2 separate regions of the Homo sapiens genome follow, and region 1 is linked to region 2. A link is an interaction called in ENCODE POLR2A ChIA-PET data of the cell type or tissue named here. Cell type or tissue: endothelial cell of umbilical vein. All regions are shown on one strand. Links, peaks and the distances in the headings refer to the core of each region. The heading gives the core; the rest is flanking DNA.

Region 1 (11,428 bases), core at 1,537-9,536, 660 kb before region 2:
CAGGCATGTGCCACCACACCCAGCTAATTTTGTATTTTTAGTAGAGACGGGGCTTCTCCATGTTGGTGAGGCTGGTCTCGAACTCCCGACCTCAGGTTGGGACTTCTCACCCAGGCTGGAGTGCTGTGTCATGATCTAGGTTCACTGCAGCCTCCTCCTTCTGGGTTCAAGTGATTCTTCTGTCTCAGCCTCCCGAGTAGCTGGAACTATAGGCGTGTGCCACCACACCCGGCTAATTTTGTATTTTTAGCAGAGACGGTGTTTCACCATGTTGGCCAGGCTGGTCTCAACCTCCTGACCTCAGGTGATCCACCCACCTCGGCCTCTCAAAGTGCTGGGATTACAAGCGTGAGTCACTGCCGCACCTGATCATTCATGCATTCATTCATGCATTCATCTTAGTATGGACTCATGGATATTTCTTTTTTCTTTGGGTTGTAATACTTATTTTTTTTTTTTTTTTTTTGAGACGGAGTCTTGCTCTGTCACCCAGGCTGGAGTGCAGTGGCATGGTCTCGGCTCACTGCAAGCTCCGCCTCATGGGTTCACGCCATTCTCCTGCCTCAGCCTCCTGAGGAGCTGGGACTACAGGTGCCTGCCACCATGCCCGGCTAATTTTTTTGTATTTTTAGTACAGACAGGGTTTCACCATGTTAGCCAGGATGGTCTCGATCTCCTGACCTCATGATCTGCCCACCTTGGCCTCCCAAAGTGCTGGGATTACAGGCATCAGCCACCGCGCCGGGCAATACTTAATTTTCTTGCTCAAATTGTTGCAGCTTTGGCCATTGGAAACTCAGTTGACCTCTGTGTCCCTCTGGCATAGCCAAAGGGTTTGTGTGTTTGTAGAACTTCCTTATTGTCTGGCACTACAAGACGTTCTAGGCTCATCTTGTATATTTCCTGTCCTAGTACTAGAATCAGCCATTTCTCCAAGTAGCTCTGGTTCCTTTTATTGAACAGTGGTACTGCACACCAATATCTGGACACCAATATCTGAGTGCTAGGTATGCTTATTGCTACTGGGCTGAAATCTACTTAAAACATTTTTTTACGTTATTCTTTTTCTAGCTTCCTAAATTAAATGCTCAAATTCAGCATATTTTCCATGCTCGTTTTTTTTTTTTTTTTTTTTTTTTCCACAAATAAACCATGTGCATACTTTTTTTCTGAGATCTGTTTTGGCTAGATGTGCAATGGCACAATCTTGGCTCACTGCAACCTCCACCTCCCGGGTTCAAGCGATTCTCCTGTCTCAGCCTCCCAAGTAGCTGGGATTACAGACATGCACCACCATGGCTCATAATGTTTTTGTATTATTAGTGGAGATGGGGTTTCACCATGTTGGCCAGGCTGGTCTTGAACTCCTGACCCCAGGTAATTCTGGAAAAAGAAAAACTGTGGAGACAGTAACAAGGTCAATGGTGGCCAGAGGTTCAGGGCAAGATAGGGAAGGATGAATAGGGAGAGGACAGGATTTTGAGGGAGTAAAATGATTCTTATGATACTATTATGGTGGATACATGTCCTTATACATTTTGTCAAAACCCATAGTGTACAACACAAGAGTGAACCCTAATATAAACTATGGACTTTAATTAATAACAATGTATCAATACTGGCTTATCAGTTGTAATGAATTATCTACATGAATGCAAGATGTTGATAATAGGGAAAATCGGGGAGGGGCAGATGAAGGGGCATATGGGAACTCTACTTTCTGATCAATATTTTCATAAACCTAAAAGGGCTTTTATTTTTTTTTTTTTGAGACAGAGTCTCGCTCTGTCGCCCAGGCTGGAGTGCAGTGGCACGATCTCACTGTACTGTAACCTCTGCCTCCCAGGTTCAAGCAATTCTCCTACCTCAGCCGCCCAAGTAGCTGGGATTACAGGTGCCCGCCACCGTGCCCAGCTAATTTTTGTGTATTTTTAGTAGAGACAGGGTTTTGCCATCTTGGCCAGGCTGGTCTTGAACTCTTGACCTCAAGTGATCCACCCACCTATGACTCCCAGAGTTCTGGGATTACAGGTGTGAGCCACTGTGCCTGGCCCTAAAACTGCTTTTTTTAAAGACTACTAATTAAAACAACAACAACAAATAGAATTCAGGATATAAGGTTTAAAAACATAATGAAAACACACTAGTTAGCCATATTTTTTTTAATGCCTATTCAGAGTTTAAAAGTGTCCCAGTAACAAAAGACTGCACAGCTTTGAGACATTAATTTAAACTGTACAAATACATATAACCATTACCACTAGGATAAATTACTCTTTAGATTTTAACATTTTTCAACATCTTACATCTGAACAGTTGACTCTTCTATACAAAAATATCATTATTATTTTATAATATGCCTTTGTATAATGCCCACAAGATGACACTTATTACAATAGCAGTTGTTACAAAGTCACAAAATACATAAAAATCTCAGCAGTTGGTAACATTATTATTCTTTAAAAAGAATTTACAGTACTAAGGTCCAGTCCAGAAAGTGGCAGATTTAAACAGAGTAGCCCAAAGTTCGAAGTGTCTATTTAAAATACCAGTTTGGAAATAAACTAAGGAAATAATATATGTACTATGTGATATCACTGCCCCAGCAGCTGAACGCACTTGCTTCAGAGCAAATGTGAAGGTCAGAGCTGAGTCAGTGGTCAGCAGCATGAGCTGGCTTGGGGGAACCAGCTGGCACACTTCATCTTTGTGTCTGGTAGGGACACAGAAACAAAACAATTTGAAAAGTCCAATGAACCAGCATCAAACAAACACAGTTTCCAGAACTTTCTTAATGATGTCCAGCCAAGAGAACCTTGACTTGGTTACTATTGAAGTCATCAAGCCATTGGGCTTGATTGTCACCTTGAATTCATGGGAACTGTACTGGTCAAGATCAAAACACAAGCCGTCCACTAAAATCAAGTGGCATAACTTTGATATTCTCTATGTTAAAGATAAATTTATTTCTAAAAAAAAAAAAAAAAAGCTGGGCACTGTGGCTCACACCTGTAAGCCCTGCACTTTGGGAGGCCGAGGCAGGTGGATCACCTGAGGTCAGGAGTTTGAGACCAGCCTGAGCCTGACCAACATGGTGAAACCCTGTCTCTACTAATACTACAAAAATTAGCCAGGCATGGTGGCACACGCCTCTAATCCCAGCTACTCGGGAGGCTGAGGCAGGAGAATCACTTGAACCCAGGAGGTGGAGGTTGCAGTAAGCCAAGATAGTGCCACTGCACTCCAGCCTGGACACAAGAGTGAAACATCGCCTCAAAAAAAAAAAAAAAGATATCCTGCTCAAGATTGAAATTACCATCGCTCCCATAGCTTCAAAGTAGAAAAACAAATAATTGCAATCTTTCTGTCATTGACAAAATGGCAGCGCAGAGCCTTAGTCAAATAAGAACCACAGCTGACAGCCAGCAAAGGTTGGCCCAACTGCTGTACAAAAACAAAAGACAAACCTCTTAAGCCAACCACAGCAAAGTGAAGAACTACTAAACCATTTGGGCACATACAACAAATGAAAACTAAAACACTCTAAACATTTTCTGGAAGTTGTTTTTTTTTAAGGGTTCTTATTGGATTTACTATTTATTAAATTGTAGATCAAATACTTCATACTTTGGCAAATAGTTTATTCAATACTTTGTAACATCCTACCCATATATCAACACTGTGGGCAATGATGCTAAGAAAATGCATTTCTTGGAAATAAGTAAAATAGGGGATGATTTTTGCCCTTCCAAGTACCCACTTTTGCATATTTCTTCCAGAACTCAGTAGAAATAGACATTTGTAGACATTTCCCAGGGTCAAGGAACTTGCACGTACTCTACGGAGCAATGCTGTAGGGTTTCACACCATAGACTCCTACCGGTGGCCTCCATACTTGGCCACCCAGTCTGTCCTCCCATGCACTGAGGGAATGGGCTGTGCACGGTTCACAATATTTAGGTTTTTTGCTGTAGGATTATAAGTACGTCCTGAAAACTGCCCCCGACCAGTTTTTGTGTTCCAGGTATATTCTGAAAGAAATCAGATTTGGAAAACAGGGTTTTACTCATTTGCTTATCAAACTCAAAATAAAGAAATTCATCCTCTCATTTGATGGGGAAAATCTGAATTTATGTTTAAAAGATTAACTCAGTACTCTCTGAGGCTTTTTAAATGTTAAAACCAAAAATTCTAGTGTAGTATTATGTTGACATCCATTAGAATTTCCAGTAGCTGGCCGGGCGCAGTGGCTCCTGCCTGTAGTCCTAGCACTTTGGGAGGCTGAAGCAAGTGGATCACCTGAGGTCAGGAGTTCGAGACCAGCCTGGCCAACATGGTGAAACCCTGTCTCTACTAAAAATACAAAAAAAATCAGCTGAGCGTGGTGGCGGGTGACTGTAATCCCAGCTACTCAGGAGGCTGAGGCAAGAGAATCACTTGAACCCGGGAGGCAGTGGTTGCAGTGAGCCGAGATCATACCATTGCACACCAGCCTGGGCGACAAGAGTGAAACTCCATCTCAAAAAAAAAAAAAAAGAATTTTCAGTAGCTGAAGAGCCAATATTATTCCTGGTTTATAGTGCTGACACTGCTGCTATTTTTAATATTTTACATTTAGATAGGCAACGCCAGGTAAGAAGACCAAGAAAATTTATTGGCTCAAATTCAATGGGCAACACCCACAGTGTTGGTGACTTTGTAATATCACACTGTGGTTACATCTAAATAATATTGACACAATATCACTACAGAAAAATGTATTTGGAATTGTGAATCTATAAAACTGTGGCTTCATGGAAGAACACACATGGGGTCCTATAATAGATTTCTTTTTAAACATTAAAATGTGGGTTTTAGAATGAAGATTTTTTTTTTTTTTTTTTTTTTTTTTTTTTTTTAATGAGGCAGAGTTTCGCCCTTGTTGCCCAGGCTGGAGTGCAATGGTGCGATCTCGGCTCACTGCAACCTCCACCTCCCGGGTTCAAGTGATTCTCTTGCCTCAGCCTTCTGAGCAGCTGGGATTACAGGGGCGCACCACCACGCCCAGCTAGTTTTTGTATTTTTAGTAGAGATGGGGTTTTGCCATGTTGGCCAGGCTGGTCTGGAACTCCTGACCTAAGGTGATCCACCCACCTCAGCCTTGCCAATGATCCACCCACCTCAGCCTCCCAAAGTGCTAGGATTACAGGTGTGAGCCATCGCACCCGGCCCATACTTCATTTCTCATTGGGAAAATCATGGGTGGGAACACAATTCCCTTAAATGGTAGGATCCTAAACTTTTAACCACAAGGTTGTTTCATTCATATATCTGACTGTTTAAAAATTTGTGAAAAATTTAAAATTTCTTGAACATTTGTTATCTGAACAATTTATGAGCTAAAACTGCTTCAACATTTCAAAGGACAAAGCAGGAGATCATTTTACAGACAACTTTTGATGCCTTCTTCAGTCCCTCCTTCACGCTTTCCTCACCTCGAATTGAGAGCTAAGGTATCACAGGTATTGTATCTGAGGAGGGATGTCTGCTTTTTCCATCTGGGGTTTAAATATCTCTTCACACTGTGTAGTAGCTGCCATTCTTGGATTAAACTCTAAGTGTTAATACTGAAATGAATCTGACCATTTTGTACCCCTAGCCCTAGCTATCCCATATTTACTGGCATGGTTTGCACAGTTTTTCTTAAATTTTCACTGTATAACTGGGAGTGAGGAGGGAATTCTGTGAGCATGTGGTCCTGACAAGCTACTAACTTCAGCATGGGTGAACAAGGTATTAAGTGTGGACACTCTGGGTAAGACAGCCGCCTGGCTGCCGTGTAGTTTGGTGGAGGCAGGGAGGCCAAGAGCTCCCCACTCCATGGTTTGACAGGTCCTTTCATTCCACTCTTTTTACTGGGCTTAAAATTCTCAAAGTCAAAGCCACTAAAAAGCTATCTAACAAAGTCAGGGACAATGTGTCTACAAGGGCCAGTCAGGGCACCATGTTTTCCAGAAAGAGCCCTTTAGTTATAGCCATTGGAATAGAAACGAGCATCTGTCTGCTAAATTAGTGAGCTCACCCATGTGGGCCACAGGTCAAACTGGTAGCAGGGGTAGAAGAGACAGCGTGGGAGGGGAGTAGAGAGCGGGGAGAGAGGCAATAAGCCCCGCTTATTCAGGGAGGGAAAAGGGAACGTGGCATTAGGCTAATGGGTGTGGCTCTGAGGGCAAGAAGTGAGAGCTTTGGGGAGTAACAAAAAGAGAAGCCTTTTTCCAGGTCATGATATCACCTAAGTCCTAAATGGTTTTAAATGAAATTGTGTCCAGGACAATATTTTGTAAAACTTTTTCAAGAGGGAATCATTTTGCTAAGAAGGGGGTAGTGTTGAGATTTAGGATTCCTTTCCTAGATATACTAGAATTTCAGGACTCAAGTACCTTTGGTGAAGAACCTAACAGCTGAGAGGAGCCCAGATCTCGTGGCAGGGCAAGAAGTGCTTTTGTGCCTTAGTGGGACCACCCCACACCTCACTGCCCTGCAAGAGCGGGAGGGATAGTGAGCCTTGCAATGCTTGCTCTGTGTTTAAAAACTGCATCTGTCCTATCAAGGACATTTAACTTCTTGTAGAAAATCTATGCTAAAGGAAAGAAGTTTGCCTCTAGTTATGGATTTAATTGATGCCACTGTGATACAACTTTTAGCAACATATAAAACTTGTGTGAGATGCGGATCATAATAGTACCTCCTGGAATACAGCCCTGGGAGGATTAATGAGTTAATGTACACAGAGTGCTTAAAACAGGATCCTGCACTTCTAAAGTGATCCTAAAGGGTGCTGTGTAGAACAGAAGTCACTCCTCGAAGTCCTTGTTAGTTTCAAGGCAGGGGATAAGGAAGTATTAGGGGAAGGAGAGATTACATGGGAGGGAAGACATTGATTTTCCTTCTCAAAACTTAAAGGGTAGAGGCCAGGTGCGGTGGCTCATGCCTGTAATCCCAGCACTTTGAGAGGTCGAGGCAGGCAGATCACGAGGTCAAGAGATCGAGATCATCCTGCCCCATCTCTACTAAAAATACATAAATTAGCTGGGCGTGGTGGCACGCACCTGTAGTCCCAGCTACTCCGGAGGCTGAGGCAGGAGAATCGCTTGAACCCGGGTGGCAGAGGTTGCAGCAGGGAGCTGAGATCACGCCACTGCACTCCAGGCTGGTGACAGAGCGAGACTTTGTCTCAAAAAAAAAAAAAAAAAAAAACAAAAACAAAAATCTTGAAGGGGAGAAAGAAGAGCAAAGACGAGACTATGCAAGAAGGGGGAAATAGTTGAGTAAATATGGTAATGACCTGGTTTTATTTTCTTGTGGGAAACTGTCACCCAACTGGCATGACTGGAAGACACATCTCTTACAGAACAGTGTTTTTTCTAAGGATTTGCATTGACCACTTGAGAGTGATTAATATTTACTTCATTTTTTACCTTTCCTCCTATCACCATCTGTAGAAAAATCTGATAAGCAGAGTAAAGAAATAAAAAGTTAAGAAAAAGCATTTACTTAAAAAAAATGAAAACAGGAATATGCATGCTAATTGGATAGAATAATTAATATATAAAGGCCTTCAATATCTTACAAAAATATTTTTTAAAAGACCCACTCTTGATTTATAAGAGTAGATACCTAGGTAACAAAATAATTTGAAACATTATGATTTTCTGCCTTTATATTAAAAATATAAAATGTGGCCGGGTGCAGTGGTTCATGCCTGTAATCCCAGCACTTGTGGGAGGCTGAGGCAGGTGAATCATTTGAGGTCACGAGTTCAAGACCAGCCTGACCAACACAGTGAAACTGCGTCTCTACTAAAAATACAAAAAAAATTAGCTGGGCATGGTGGTGCATGCCTGTAATCCCAGCTGCTTGGGAGGCTGAGGCAGGAGAATCGTTTGAACCCGGGAGGTGGAGGTTGCAGTGAGCTGAGATCACACCACTGCACTCCAGCCTGGGCAACAGAGCAAGACTCCATCTCAAAATAAATAAAATTTTATATTTCATATAAATGAATGGCTCATAAGGCTGGCTTAAATATTTGAGGCCTTATAAAAATCACTGCTGTATATAAAATGTTTACTTATTTTGTTTCAGCGAAAAGATAATGAAGCAATTCTTTTCACAGATAAGGTAACTGTAGTACTATTTAAGCAGTTCTATTGCGGCAAGAAATAAAAAAATAAAGAAGTCCAGGCTTTATACATTTTTAGCTCCAATAGTGTGAACTTTAAAGACTGGCACATCTAATCAGGGGTTTTAATATAAGATAGTGGTTAGGATAGGCTGTGAGCACACTTTCAGAGTCAACTTTTAAATTAAACTACAGGCCGGGCATAGTGGTTCATGCCTATAATCCCAGAGTTTTGGGAGGCCAAGGTGGGAGGATTGCTTGCGCCCACGAGTCAAGATCCAGCTTGGGCAACATAGCAAGACCCTGTCCCTACAAAAAACATTTTTTTTAATTAGCTGGGCACGGTCGTGTGTGCCTGTAGTCCCATCTACTCAGAAGGCGGAGGCAGGAGGATCACTTGAGCCCAGGAGTTCGAGGCTGCAGTGAACCATGATTGCATCCCTGCACTCCAGCCTGGGTGACAGAGCAAGGCTTTTTCTCTATAAAAAAGAATTAAAATAAATAAATTAAACTACAATTAGGTATCTTATTAAAGTTCTAATGATTGGCTTTAATGTTTATTTTTGGTGCTTCACTAAGAATATCTATTTCAGATTCAAATGATTCGAAGACCATTCATGGTCAAATCTGATTGGCTTAAGTACAGAATCATCACCCTCCATTTCAAGTGTGTACCCCCACATGTGGCTGTCACATGCCACACCACTGGGGAGCAAGCTTACCTCAGTTAGGCATAACGCTGGAGGGTGGAGGGATAAACCCTTCCCCCTGAATACTATTGCAAAGCAAAAGGCAGGGTGTGAAAGTCCTGCCACCGCTAATTTCTACGCCCTAAGATGGAACTGTAGAGACACACCTCATGTTAACTCATTCATAAATAGAGTGTCAGCATTTATTAAGCTTTCACCCTGTGCCAGGTCCTGGGCAGAGGGCTCTGGAAAAGGCATTTTCTCACATCTCTCTGTGCAGCACAGCACACTCTTTGGAAGTGGATTAAGTTGGGTTTCTATCCCAGCTCCACTAGCTGTGTGACCTCAGGTAAGTTACTTCACCTACATTTCATCATCTGTAAAGAAGAGATCTAGCTACATCATCAGGTTATCATGAGGATTAAATGATATAATTCCAGTAAGCCCTTTACACTGTGCCTGGCAGAGAGTCACCACTTAATTAGTGGTAGCTCTTATAATTATTAGACCCTCAAATCCTCATTTTTGGAAGAAAAATAGGACATTTCGGTAAAAACAAAAAGAAATGCGTTAATGAGGTGAGGCTGACTAAAAGTCTTCGCTTGGGAAAAGTGACTGCATAAACTTAAAAAGGAAAATGTTCCTTTCTGCTAGGAATCTAGAAAACTGTATCTGAAGTTGTTCCTACCTGAAGCCGTTGCATTGAGAGGTGCTAAGTGGATCCTCTGGCCAGCTGACTGCACTTCTTTTTTGAGAAAGGAAGGAATATATCCTGACTGATTGTAAGTAGCATAACTTCCAAGATTTCCTAGTGACATATCATAAAGTTTCACAGTCAGAAGGTGAATATTTTAGGCACAGTAGAATAACATTGAATACTACCCCATTACTTCTAAATACTATTTTTCAGCATCTACTATGTTTTAGGCACTGAGCTGCACTTGTTACAGATATTCTTATTCCATCCATACAACAGCCCGCTTAGATCATATTAGTATCCATATCGTGTGGCTCTCCAATGTTGAGTAACTTGCCTAACTTCTCACAGTTAGTAAGAGACTGAGCTGGGGTCTGAACTCAAGGCCCAGGGGTGTTCAGTTCACCCTGAACACGCCAGGCTTTCTCACGACCCCACTTCTTCACATGGGGGTGTATTTCCCACTGCGAAGCCCCTATCTCTGAAGTGCTCTCTGTGTCTGTCTTCATTCTGTAAAATGGTTGTAAGTGGACCTATTCTCGTAGGGTTGTTGTAGGGATTGATGAGACTCTTCAGAGCACGTGGCATAGAATCTGTACGCATTAAACGTCAGCTAGCATAATTGCCATCATTATCAACACCATCATCATCATCACTATTGGTGAATGCTCAATCTGGCGTTAGCATAGGGATGCATTGATGAGGAAAAATCTAAAGTCTGGAGACCAGTGAGGAAGTCACTGCTAAGAGCTGAAATGAGGGAGGATGAGGGTCTGAACCACAGCAGTGGCAGAGGGTGAAGAAGAAGGGAACTAAGCAGGTTCACGGGGTGGAGGTGGTAGGGAAAGAGGGAAATATAAACTCCTAAGTTTGCAGCTCAGGTGACTGGGGGGTGCGTTGTCCATGAATAGCAACATAGGAGGAGAATCAGGATTGGGGGAAAGACATGGTACCCAGAGGACATTCATGTTGTGGCAGGCAGAGGGCAAGTGGGCAGGCGTGGAGATTGGTGATGATCAGGGTGTGGTGGTTACAGAGTTGTGGGCTGAAGGAGCCAGCTCAGAGGCACTGCGAATGTGCAGAGACCTGGAGTAGACCCCCAAGGAACACCAGCATTAAGGGACAGGAGAGAAAAGGACCTCATGGAGGAAGAGAACAGGTAGAGAGGTGGATGGTAGGAGGAACAGGGTATGGAAATCCAAGAGAATACACACTGAGTGTGGAAAAAAGGAATGGGAGATGAGGCAGAGAGCTCGGATAGGACCAGCACCGCCCCTGGGATCTGGCCACTAGGATGTCAAGATCTAGCAGGAGCTGCTGCACTGGCAGGAAGCAGACTGAAGACAAACGACAACCAGAAGCAATAGGAGGAGCTAGCTCTGCAGGAAGGGAGACAGGTTTATCTCTAGAAGGCGAAATGGGGCTCTGATCACCCTCGTGGTTTCAAAGCACTGTTCAGTAAACAGTGTTTTCTCTATAGCGTTATCTGTTTACACGTCTCGACACTGGGCTCTGTGTCCGTTGTCTCTCACGGCATATCAGGCTTCAACAGGTGTCTGCTCTTGAAGCAACAAATGTCAAAGCGCAATATTATGTTATCAGCCCCTAAAGGGTTACATACAGTGAGCACATGCTCTCAGTCTATACATGTTTAACCCTACTGAATTTTGTGTAAGTTCAGCTGCCTACTTTAACCTTTTTCCCATCTCAGAAACTCATTCTGAAACACTAATCAGTTCTTTACTTCAGAAAAATTTTCGGAAGGAAATTCAAAGCAGTGATTGCATTCACTAGCAGCTTCAGTCATGTCTCTTGCTCTCATCCTCATCAGCAGAGCAAACACTTATTAAATGCTTAGCATGTGTTAAAATTCCAGGTAGGGTT
Region 2 (11,428 bases), core at 1,135-9,134:
TATCCCAATCTCTGGCTTGATTCCTGTTGCCATTTTATGTAGAGTAATTTTAATTACCATTACTTCAGATGAGCCAAATTCCCAGATGTCTTTGCTTGCTTCCTGCCCCAGAAGTAGGCCCAGAGATTTGTGTATACACTACTGACTGCCTTGTTTTCCGGTCCAGGTGCCTGGTGTGGTTCATAGAAATTTTTGTCTTGCTTTAAACCTGCTTATATCATTTTACTTATTCGTATTTTCCTGTCATTGTTCTTGTTTGAAGCAGAGTTGGGTATATAAGGCATGTACTTACTAATATAATCTTGATGCCTCCTTAGATGAGTCTTCTGTAAATATAACATACAAATTCCTTTAAAATTCCTTGGGGCCAACTGAATTAAACACTTTCTTTGTTGAGATGTTAGCAAGATGGTGGAATAAGACTTTGCAATACTTGTCCCCAAATAGAAACTTCAATCTGAATAACTATCCACGCACAAAAATACCTTCACAAAAGCTAAGAAAACCAGGTGACAGATAACAGCACCTATTCTGTGTGTAGCACAGAAATAAGAAAAGACTCGTTGAAGAGAGTAGGAAGGACAGTTTTACATTACCTGCATCATCCATCCCCCAACACCAGGCAACACAGCATAGAGAGAAATACCCTCTGCTTGAAGAAAGGAGAGGGGAGTGAGCACTGGACTTTGTCTTGAACCCCAACACCAGGCCTACACCAGTAAAACCCAGTACTGGGCAGGTCCGACAGCCCCAGACTTTAAGCTGGTACCTGAGGATGGAGTCTCCATTCCTGCCTCAATACCAGCAAGATCCTGCAGCCTCAAGCTCCAGGCTGTTCGGTGAACTTGATCCTTGGCCCTGCTCTACCACCAGGCTTACTCTAACAGTCGCAGGCTCTAGATTGGTCCCAGTGTCAGTGGCCCCAGTGGCCCCAAGGTTTGGGTCTGCCCCAGAGCCAGGCCAGCCCTCATAGACTGAGTCTCCAGGCCTTCCCTAGAACCAGGACTCGCCAGTCCCATAGTCCCAGGTTTCAGGCCCACTCAACACCAGGCCAGCTTGAGGTTCCAGGTTAGCTCAGAGCCACGTTGGTCCACACAGCTCCAGGCTTCAAGCCCACCTCAACACCAGATTGACACGTCTGGCCCCAAGTGCCAGGCCAGCACCCATGGACACAGGTTCCAGGCTTGCCCAGTGTCAGGCTGGTCTCTGAAACTCCACCCTCTAGGCTGGCCTATGCAGCTCCATACTCCATCAGACACAGGGTCCAGACTCATTCAGTAAACCTCAGTGCTGGCTGGTTCCCACAACCTCAGACTCCAGACCAGATCCTGTGGCTCCAGGCACAGGCCAATAACTGCAATTCCAGGCTCTATACCTGCCCCAGCACATGGCCAGCCAGCTCCAGGCTCCAAGCTGGTCCCCTGGGTCTGCTCCAGCAAACCCAGGTTCCAGGATACACTACAGATCCAGGCTCCAAAACAGCTCCCATAGGCCCAGGATCCAGGTTTGTTCACATGGACTGAGGCTCCAGTCTTGCCCCAGCACTAGGCCAGACCCTGTGGACTCAGGTTCTAGTGGTCTCAGGCACCAGGCTCATCCCAGCACTTGGATGGCCCCTCCATACTCAGGCTCAAGGTCTACCCCAGTGCCAGGTCAGCCACAGGGGACCCAGGCTTCAAGTCAGGACCCCACAGATACAGGCTGCAGGCCCACCCTTGCAGATCCAGGCTACAAGTACATCCTCTCAGACTCAGTCAACAGGTATATTACATTGGCTACAGGCTCCAGACCTAACCTGGACCCAGGCATTAGGCCCACCTACCTGCTGATCCAGGTACCAGGCCAGCTTGCCCAAGGATTCCAAAAGCAAGCCTACCTGTGGACCATGACAGATGGCATTCCTAGAATCTCTGAGGGGACTGACTGGTGAAGGGATTTCCCAGACAAAGCCAGTCTGCAAAGAATAAGTAGGAGATAACCTACTTCTCCAAATGCACAGACACCAATGTACAACCACAAGGATCAAAAACAATCAGGGAAATGTCACCACCTAAAGAACTAAGTAAAGCACCAGTAACCAACCTTAAAGAAATGGAGATGTATGAAATGGGTGACAAAGAATTCCAAATAATGGTCTTAAGGAAGTTTAACAGACTTCAAGAAAACAGAACAAAAATCAGGAGAACAATAAATGACCAACATAAGAGATTAAAATCATTTAAAAAATATCAAACATAGATTCTTTAGTTGAAAAAAGAATGAAATTAAAAATGCAAAAAAAAAAGTCAACAGCAGAATTGATCAAGCAGAAGAAAGACTCAGAATTGATCAAGCAAAATCAAAGACAGATTACTTTAAAATACACAGAGGATAAAATGCAATGAAAAGGAATGAAGAAAGCTTATGAGATTTTTGGGACAGCATCAAAAGAGCAAATATTTAAGTTTTAGGAGTTCAAGAAGGAGAAAAGACAAAGGGGTAGAAAGTTTATTTAAAGCAAAGTTTATAGCAGAAAACTTTCCAAACCTGGAGAAAAAGGTAAATATCCAAGTATGGGAAGGTCAAAAGTTCTCTAATTCAATTCTACCTAAACAAGACTACAGCAAAACATAATAAAATTGTCAAAAATCAAAGACAGGATCCTGAAAGCAGCAAGAGAAAAAAAAAAAATCACATAGGGCATTTCAGTAAGGCTAGCAGCAAATTTCTTACTAGAAATCTTATAGGTCAGAAGAGGGTGGCATAATATATTCCAAGTGCTGAAGGAAAAAAAAAGCTGCCAATCAAGAATACTGTACCCTGCACAGCTAGCCTTCAGAAATGACAGAGATATAAAAACTTTCCCAGACAAACAAAAACTGAGGGAGTTTGTCACCACAAGAACTATCTTATAAGAAACGCTAAAAGGAGCTCTTCAAACTGAAAGAAAAGAACACTAGTGACAGAAAAACATTTTAATGTATAAAAGTCACTGGTAAAAAAAATACAGTAAAATTCAGAATACTCTAATACTGTAGTGCTGGTATGTAAATCACATATCTTTTGTATGAAGTTAAAAGACAAAACTATTAAAAATAATGGTTACAATAATTTAAGTAATATGCAATATAAAAAGACGTAAATTGTCACATCAAAAACATTAAATGGAGAAGGGTGGAGCAAAAGTGTGGTGCTATTGTTTGAAATCAAAATGAAGTTGTTATCAGCTTAAAATAGCCTATTAAAACTAAAAGATGTTATATGTGAGCCTCATGGTGACCACAAAGCAAAAACCTATAGTAGATACACAAAAGATAAAATGTAAGAAATCAAAAATACTACTAGAGAAAAATAATCTAATCACAAAGGAAGACAGCAAGACAGGAAGAAAAGAACAAAAGATTATTACATTAACAACCAGAAATAATCGACAAAATGACAGTAGTAAGTCCTTGCCTATCAGTAATTATCTTGAATGTAAATGGATTAAATTCTCCTATCAAATGATAGGAGAGTGGTTAATGGGCAAAGAAATAAGACTGAATTGTATGCTGCCTACAATAAACTAACTTGACCTTTAAGGACAGACATAGACTGAAAGTGAAGGGATAGAAAAAGATAAAAAAGATATTTAATGCAAATGGAAACCAAAAGAGAGCTGGAGGGTAGCCATGCTTGTATCAGACAAAATAATGCTTTACGTCAAAAACATTTTGTGCTTTCTTAAGCTTTAGAGCAGCCTTGTCCAATAGAAATATAATGCCAGCCACATATGTACTTTTAAATTTTCTAGTAGCTATACTAAAAATATAAAAAAGGTAAAATTAACTTTAACAATAGATTTTATTTAACCCAATATGTTCAACATATTATTCCAAAATGTAATTCATATGAAAATTAGTAAGGTGTTTTTGATTTTTTTATAGTAAGTGTTTGAAATCTGGTGTGCATTTTACACTTACAGCAAGTTTCAATTCATAGCAGCCGCACTTCAAATGCTTCACAGGTACATGTGGCTAGTAGCTTTCAAATTAGATTGTACAGATTTAGGAGAGTTTATAAAATGATAGTAAATTAAATCACTACCACCACTTTGGGTTTTATTGCACCATTTTGTTCCCAGAATTTCATTAAGTAATTAAGACATACAGAGCAAAATTTAAATGGCCTCAAAAGCTGTGTCTTCCTCTATATTATAATTACAATGCTAATATATTTGAAGAACTCACCTTAACTTCTCTCTTTGAAGCAGGGAAAGATTGTGAAGTCTTATGTGTACAAATTTATAATAGAAACAAGACCATTGATATTATCAATTCTGAAAAACTGGTTTCTGTAAAATCAAGTTTTAGTTTTACCCAGGTGACATGAAATGAGAATATAAGATTTGAAATAATCATTACATTAATTACTTACTAAGTTAATTATATATTTAAATTGTATTTACTACCAAAAAAACACTTGGAAAGGCTGGAAGGAGTTAGAAGGGAGTCAGCAGTGTAAAACATGACGGAATTTTGTGGGTGTGTATAAAATTATTTTCAGTTGAGGTTCATTTTCAAAGCCTCCCCCTACTGCAGACAAAGGATATTTGGTTTTACTGAATGTTTTCATTAAGATTTTGATACACTGTTTACAGTCTGACATCCCAAGTGTCTCAGGCAGCTAGGTAGATCTGTTTGGATGCAAGAACTCCCTGTCATCTATGTGTGTCATCTGTGTGGGTGTTAACAAACCTTGCTACTTCTGGAGAAAGTAATGCTCTCAAAACACATTGTTTCATTATTAAGTCACTTGTTTTCTAAAGCATAGGACCATCTCAAAGTTTCGAATCATACTACTTTACAAAACTGCTTATTTATATGGCTTAGAAACATTGATAGTTGATCAACTAGATTTTGTGGCAAATCTTTAGAAATGCTCATTCGTCACATCTTTTGAAACCCATCCTTTTATTGGTAGTGGTTTTCCCTGGTAATTCCCAATCATGTCATATTTAGTGAAAACAATATCAGCAATCACAGAGGTCCATAGCCCTTTCCTCCAGGGAGTCTCCGAATGGTTTCCAGATTGGTGGGGGTGGGGGTCAGTGTTCAAAACCTCCTTGTGAAGAAAGAGGGGGAGGGAATTCATTTCCAATCAAGGTAAGGGGAAGTCAGCTCACAGGATCAAATCATTATCCCCAATCATTCAGTCCATCTGTGCTGTGACATTTCCCTTCTGACTGCATTTCCAACAAGCTGAAACACACCTATTTGGCAAGGACTCCTCTCATGCTGGCTGGGGAGCCATCATATTGCCATCACAGCTGGCTATGACAGGCTGCAGGAGTTTAGAAATTGTTCTTGACATGTTGGGAAGCATTTTTATGTCCTGTCATCACAAATGCATCATTTCCTTGTAAATAGTACTGCCTGCTCTCCAGTTCTTGCCATCTAGTTCCATGGCTTATTTTTCCCTATGACACTTACCACCACGTAACATGCTATATATTTGTGAATTTTCTGCTTCTATCCACCAGCATATAACGTCCACGAAAGCCATAGCTTTGTCTGTTTATTCACAGGTATGTTTCCAGCCCCAGGCACTTGATAGGAACTTAGTAACAATTCATTGAATGAAATTATGGATTTACGTACAAGAACAGTTAAGGAGAGTTAGAGAAACCTATGTGAAAGTCACAGTGCTGTAGTTTATTAGCTGTAAGATCTTGGGTAAGCTGCTCAACGTCTCTGGTTTTCAGGTTTCTCACGTATGAAATGGAGTAATAACATGTATCTTATTGAGGATTAGATGGTGGAAAACTCTCAACTAAGCACAGAACCTGGCTTATAGTAAGCATTCAAAAAAGGGTGGTTACTTGAAAAAATACAGTACTTTTTTAGTGACTCCTCACCTGGAAAGTTAAAACTCAGAATCCTCTCTTCAACTGTGAAGTTTAAACCTCAGGGTCGAGTCACATTCCTTCACCAGTCATGGGCAGTGACCTGGGCATAGCCCTGGTTTCCTGAGTCTCCAGGGCAGCAGGAAATTCCCAGCAAATCTAAACAGTCTTCAAGAATACCTTGTTCCACACACCGGGGCCACAGGCTTGCTTTATATCACAGCCCAGTGGGGACAACTTCGGAGAAGGAAGACGCACTCATGATACCCCACAGCATGGAGCTTTCAACAAACAGATGGAAAAATATTGGTTCAGCCCCTTCTAGCTGGAGATTGTTAGATTGGTTTTGCTGAATGGTGCTTTTCCCTTATTTGGACAGGTTGGGAAGTTGGGGACCTGGGGTTGCATTCCTGCACCCCACATTCCCAGCTCCTTTCCACCCTTGGTGTTGAAATAGGAGATTTGGAATGGCAACAGCTCACTCACCCTGCTCAGTCCCTGTGCTTCTGAAAGACAGATGTTCTTGGCTGGGCACAGTGGCTCATTCCTGTAGTCCCAGCACTTTGGGAGGCAGAGGTGGGTGGATCATGAGGTCAGGAGTTCGAGACCAGCCTGGCCAACCTAGTGAAACCCCATCTCTACTAAAAATACAAAAAACAGCTGGACATCTTGGTGGGCACCTGTAGTCCCAGCTGCTTGGGAGGCTGAGGCAGGAGAATCACTTGAGCCTGGGAGGCGGAGGTTGCAGTGAGCCGAGATCGCGCCATTGCACTCCAGCCTGGGTGACAGAGCAAGATTTCATCTCTAAATAAATAAATTAATAAAAAGATAGATGTTCTTGCTTCTCCTCCTCAGGCTTTCTGGAGGAAGCACACTTCTGAAAGCAAATAAGTACTAAATGTAGAATCTTACTAGTTCCTTAGAGCACACAAGGAATATTTTAGCAATACTTTTAAATAAATGGCATTTTACAAATGCAACACTAAACTGATAAGCATTCCTCACACCTCAAGAAGTGGGTATATGTTGCAGCGCTTCAAATGAGTCAGCGATATAATGTCACAAATTAGGCAAAGATATGAAAGCCTCTTTTAAATTGCGCTTTCATACATGTGAGATATTGTCGTCATTACTCATACTCAATGCTATATTTTTCAGATTAAGGAAAGGGAGGCAAAGGTATTTCAGAGGCAGGGTGGGCAAACAATGATTTCTATTCAAACACATGTGCACGCACAGTGTTTACAAGGCTCTCATGCACTAACTTCTCCCCTCTGGACAGAGAGTGGTCATGTGGGAGCCCTGACCCCACATAAACTGTGTCCATTCCTAGCTCTGGCCTTTGCTGACCCTCCACTCAGGAATGCTAGGAATGCCCTCCCTCTCCTTCCCTGTCCCCAGGCTCTCCATCTACCCAAATCCTGCTCAATCATTTGGACCCCCATCTTAGCACTTGGAGAATCCTTCCCTAAGCATTTCAGTGACCTACCTTCTCCTTACTCAAAACTTCTGTGACATGTTTGTGCTATCCTGTTTTTATAATTGGAAGTTTGTTTCTGTAACCAATTCCCTTCACCCCACTCCCCTCATTGCCTCCCCACCACAGACCCTAACAAGGTAGAGGGTATGTGTAATTCTTGCACAAAAAGGTTACAAATTCTTGTATCCCCTTTTTCTCTAATGGGAAGAAAGAATCTGAAATGCCCCTCTGGAAAGTGATGTACCCAGCAGACAGAAAAGCAGCCTTCAAAAGCTTCTGTAGGGCTTCGTGTTGCTATCTATGGTTCCATGGTCCTGACTGATCCTGAGTGTCCTAACCATGGGTTTTGGGTCCAGAGGACAGCCTGGAGTCCACTGGAGGGTGAGCAGAATTGTGGGGTGAGGAGGAATGTGGGGCAAGTGACACTGACACCTTTCAGTACATTAATGTGTAAAGCATGAATTCTGTAGAAGAGAATTACACTGTATTAGCATGGAATAGATTATGCTGTATTAAGAAAATGTGCCTATTTCTTGACACTGAAACAGATCACATGATCTCCAAAAGTAATGCTAGTTTTTGTAATGGGTGTGTGGGGAGTGTGTGTGTGTGTGTGCGCATGCACACATGCATTTGAATCCAGTTATCTGTGAGATAATAAACAAGTCTCTCTTCTGCAGCTCATGGTAGGGAGAACCCCCACAAGGAGACTGCACTTCAAAGTCCCTCCTGGATCCCATTCAGATCCAAAACTGAGCACCTGCTCTGTGCCAAGAAATGCTCTATGGAAATGAATCAGTTCCCACCATCCAGGAGGTCACAGCCTGCTCAGATGCAAAAGAACTCCATGCAGGCTAAGGTGCAGGGACACACAGCCTGGGGAGGCGTGGGGTGGGGGCTGATAGTTCCAACTTAGATGAAAAAGAAGGTTGCAACATTGATACGAAAGCTAGCTGTAGAAAAAATTCCTTCTCCTGGAGTGTGAACAATTTCTTGTAACTATTTTATTGAGAAATCTAATCTCATGAGGGTTTTTGTTTTTTGTAGCTCTCCTGACTAACTTGGTTTTTTGGTGTGTTTTTTTGTTTTTGTTTTTTACTATCTTTGAGATTATTGAGTTTAGCTGAAAATCCACAAAGACACCAAGGAAAGATCAGCTCTCCACATACACAGGGCCTGCTTGGGAGAACGCTGGTGTAGTCCAGGCCCCACATCACTTCTTCTCTTCCTCAAACTCTCTCAGTGCTCAGAAACCCCTAAACACACATACACATGCTCTCACATATACACATCACACACACTCCCCCACACCCCCATATACACCCCCAACACCACATGTGCACACACTCACATCACACATGTGCATACACACTCCACACACACACGCACTACACACACCCACACCACACACACACAGCCCTCACACCCCATACATACACTCCCGAAAACCACACATACACACATCACACATACACATACTCCCTCGACACAAACACCACATACACACACACCCCTCACACCCCATACATACACTCCCCAACACCACACATACACGCTCACATCACACATGCGCATACACACTCCACACACACAAACACACCATACACACCCACACCACGTACACACACACACCCGCTTCATGCCTGCTACATATACTCCCCAACACCACATGTACATACACACACTGACATACATCATACATACACATACACACTCCCTCTTACACACAAACAGACCACACACACACCCGTACACCACATACACACACACACAGTACACATCATACATACACACCCTTTGTGCTGTGAGGCCCCACAGTGCGAAGGCTGGTGCGTACCAGGCCCCTTGCAGTCTTCCTTCCCATGGCATGACTGCAAGGAGAGGGGAGATGGGGTGCTGGGTCTCCCGCCTCAGACCATTTTCAGCAAGAGCAGCCTCCTGGGGCTCTGAGACCTATCCCCCTTCCTAGTCATATCTTTATATCAAAATTAGCTGTAAACATAACAGTCCTATGACTCACTTGGAATACTACATAGGAAGTCAGGTTTTTGAACAATTTTCCCTTTTTCTAAAGGTTAAAATCAAGGCAGGAAATGCGGAGCATCACAGTACCAAGCCCGTGGGAATGGGGCCCACCCGGGTCCCTGTGCTCAGTCCGGCTCTCTCTGTAGTTCTCCCTGGCCACACCTCTCTGTTTACTCATAATTCTCTTTTCCTAACTACGTGGTGAAGTGGCGTCGGAAGTGATTTCAGATGCCTCCCTCCAGTATGCATTCTCCTGCCCAGTCTACCCTAGTCCACCTTTCTCAGGCTTTGCCCCACAGTTGGCCTCTTGCACTCTAGCCACTCTCTCTCTCGAAAATGCCCTGGGTCTCCCAATCTCCTGGCTGGACTCATCTGAACCCCCTTACCTGAAGAAGTAACCCCTTTCCCTTCCACACTTCCCTAGCTGCATCCAGTCCTACTCCCTCCTGAAAGCATTGCTAAAATCCTGCCTCCTTTATGAAGCCTCCCCCAGTCACCTAGCTTGGAGTATCACTTCTCAGCCTGGAAAGGCTTTACTGTCGTCCTGGGTGTTAATTTCATTTGTTTATTTGACAAATATTTGTTGAACACTTAGAAGGTACTAAAGACACCATGTTAGATGTGGGAGATACAGTGCTAACAGCAACACCATGAACAAGCTTCCTGTCCTATGATGAGTCCCCAGGCTGGCTGCAGGTTCTTTGTAGGGTAAAACTGGGTCTAAGAGCTCTTTGCACCTCTCAGAAGATACTAAGAATTCAATGAGATTTACTGGACCGATTAACTAACAAATGAATACATTCTTTTTTAACACAATGCCATGCAGAGTTTGAAACAACACTGTCAGTAACCCCTCTAAGTAACTAAGGCTGAATATGGAATGAATAGGAAAACATTTAGTCCTTGTTTTAAATATCAAGTGATTGTTTTCTGCATCAAATTTAGAATTCCGGTTTTGCCAAACACATCTCAGAGAAACAGGCTGGCCCCTGAGCCAGACAGCAGTTGTAAACATCTCTTCTTCCTGTTTAGAGACAGTACTGAATTCCAGAGCTGGACCTGTGAAATACCAGCGCTCCTCTCCCTCTAGGGCTTAGAAACGAATCCCTGAGGGTGTTTGTGTGTTTAGACTTCAGTGATGCCCAGTGCTGGTTGAGTGGTTAGCTCACCACACAAACCACCAGGAAAGGGGTTCAAAACAAGACAGATGGGACTTAGAGCAAAGGGAACACAATTACTCAACGGTCCAGAATCTCAATCCTAGAAGCCAAGTTATGGTTAGCCACATTGCTTCATTATTGACCTTGTTTTTTGGTACATATATTCTTTCTTGTACACTGTGTCTTTTTCTTTTTCTAATCAGCCTTCTTCCCACCAACATGGATTGTGCTGAAAGATGGCAAATACTTGTATGCTGACAGTTTTCTACAGCTTAAGACCCGGTTCTTGATGGGAGAAAAATAAACATCATCAGCTGCTTCCTTCCTAATAACCATACTATTTTAAGGGAACTTGAGATTTTGTTTATAAACTACACTGATGGTTATGTAACCAATGAGATCTATATTTCTGGCACATTTCCTTTCATACAGACTCAATTAAAATTTTCAGCCCTCATAGTAATCTTTACATTTTGTGGTTTACTTGACAACCTGGTGAACCTTGACATTTACCTGAAAGTCAGATATGCGTTTTAAGGTATCAGGAGAAAAAGAGTTTTCTTCTGAGGTAAAGGAGGCAGTGTGAGGTTGGTTTCCTGTCTTCAATTAGCATTAGATCATAGGTTTCTCGGCTGGGGGTCCCATGACATCAGGTGGCCAGAGAGATGGAGGAATAGCAGCTCATGAATCACCTGACAGCAGGGGGGATATGGAACAATTCTTTCAAGTCTAGCTGGGACTGTTAACACCCATGCCAGGAAGAGCTGTGTCAGTCTTCTGTAGCCCTGAGCTGGGCAAGGCAGTGGATTTCTGGAGAGGCCTCTCTTTGCATGCCTCAATAATAAAAGACTATCTTTGTCTTAGTTTGTTTTCTATTGCTATAACTGAATGCCACAGACC

The links. ChIA-PET counts read pairs that join two places held together with the same protein. Peaks named below come from ENCODE experiments on the same cell type or tissue, not always from the same donor. Only the 100,000 strongest peaks of a DNase experiment are listed, where the experiment ranks them.
Region 1: POLR2A ChIA-PET joins it to region 2 with 8 read pairs; 2 of 35 experiments call an interaction of 5 or more read pairs at or near these places.

What each region holds. Positions count from the first base shown.
Region 1 is chr6:10,760,576-10,772,003 of GRCh38, forward strand. It overlaps MAK (male germ cell associated kinase), which reads right to left. Exons shown (of 15, transcript NM_001242957.3): 14 at 9,536-9,655; 15 at 2,148-4,031. The coding sequence ends at 3,877. Among named protein-coding and RNA genes, the nearest start is that of TMEM14B, 18 kb to the left of the region's middle. In endothelial cell of umbilical vein, for the core only: no CTCF peak of the experiment used is centred there; a DNase peak (open chromatin) is centred at 2,646.
Region 2 is chr6:11,418,570-11,429,997 of GRCh38, forward strand. All of the region lies in intron 1 of LOC105374928 (a long non-coding RNA gene), which reads left to right. It overlaps LOC105374929 (a long non-coding RNA gene), which reads left to right. Exons shown (of 3, transcript XR_926485.3): 2 at 8,024-8,202; 3 at 10,732-10,991. Among named protein-coding and RNA genes, the nearest start is that of TMEM170B, 110 kb to the right of the region's middle. In endothelial cell of umbilical vein, for the core only: no CTCF peak of the experiment used is centred there; a DNase peak (open chromatin) is centred at 8,112; H3K27ac peaks cover 3,089 bases.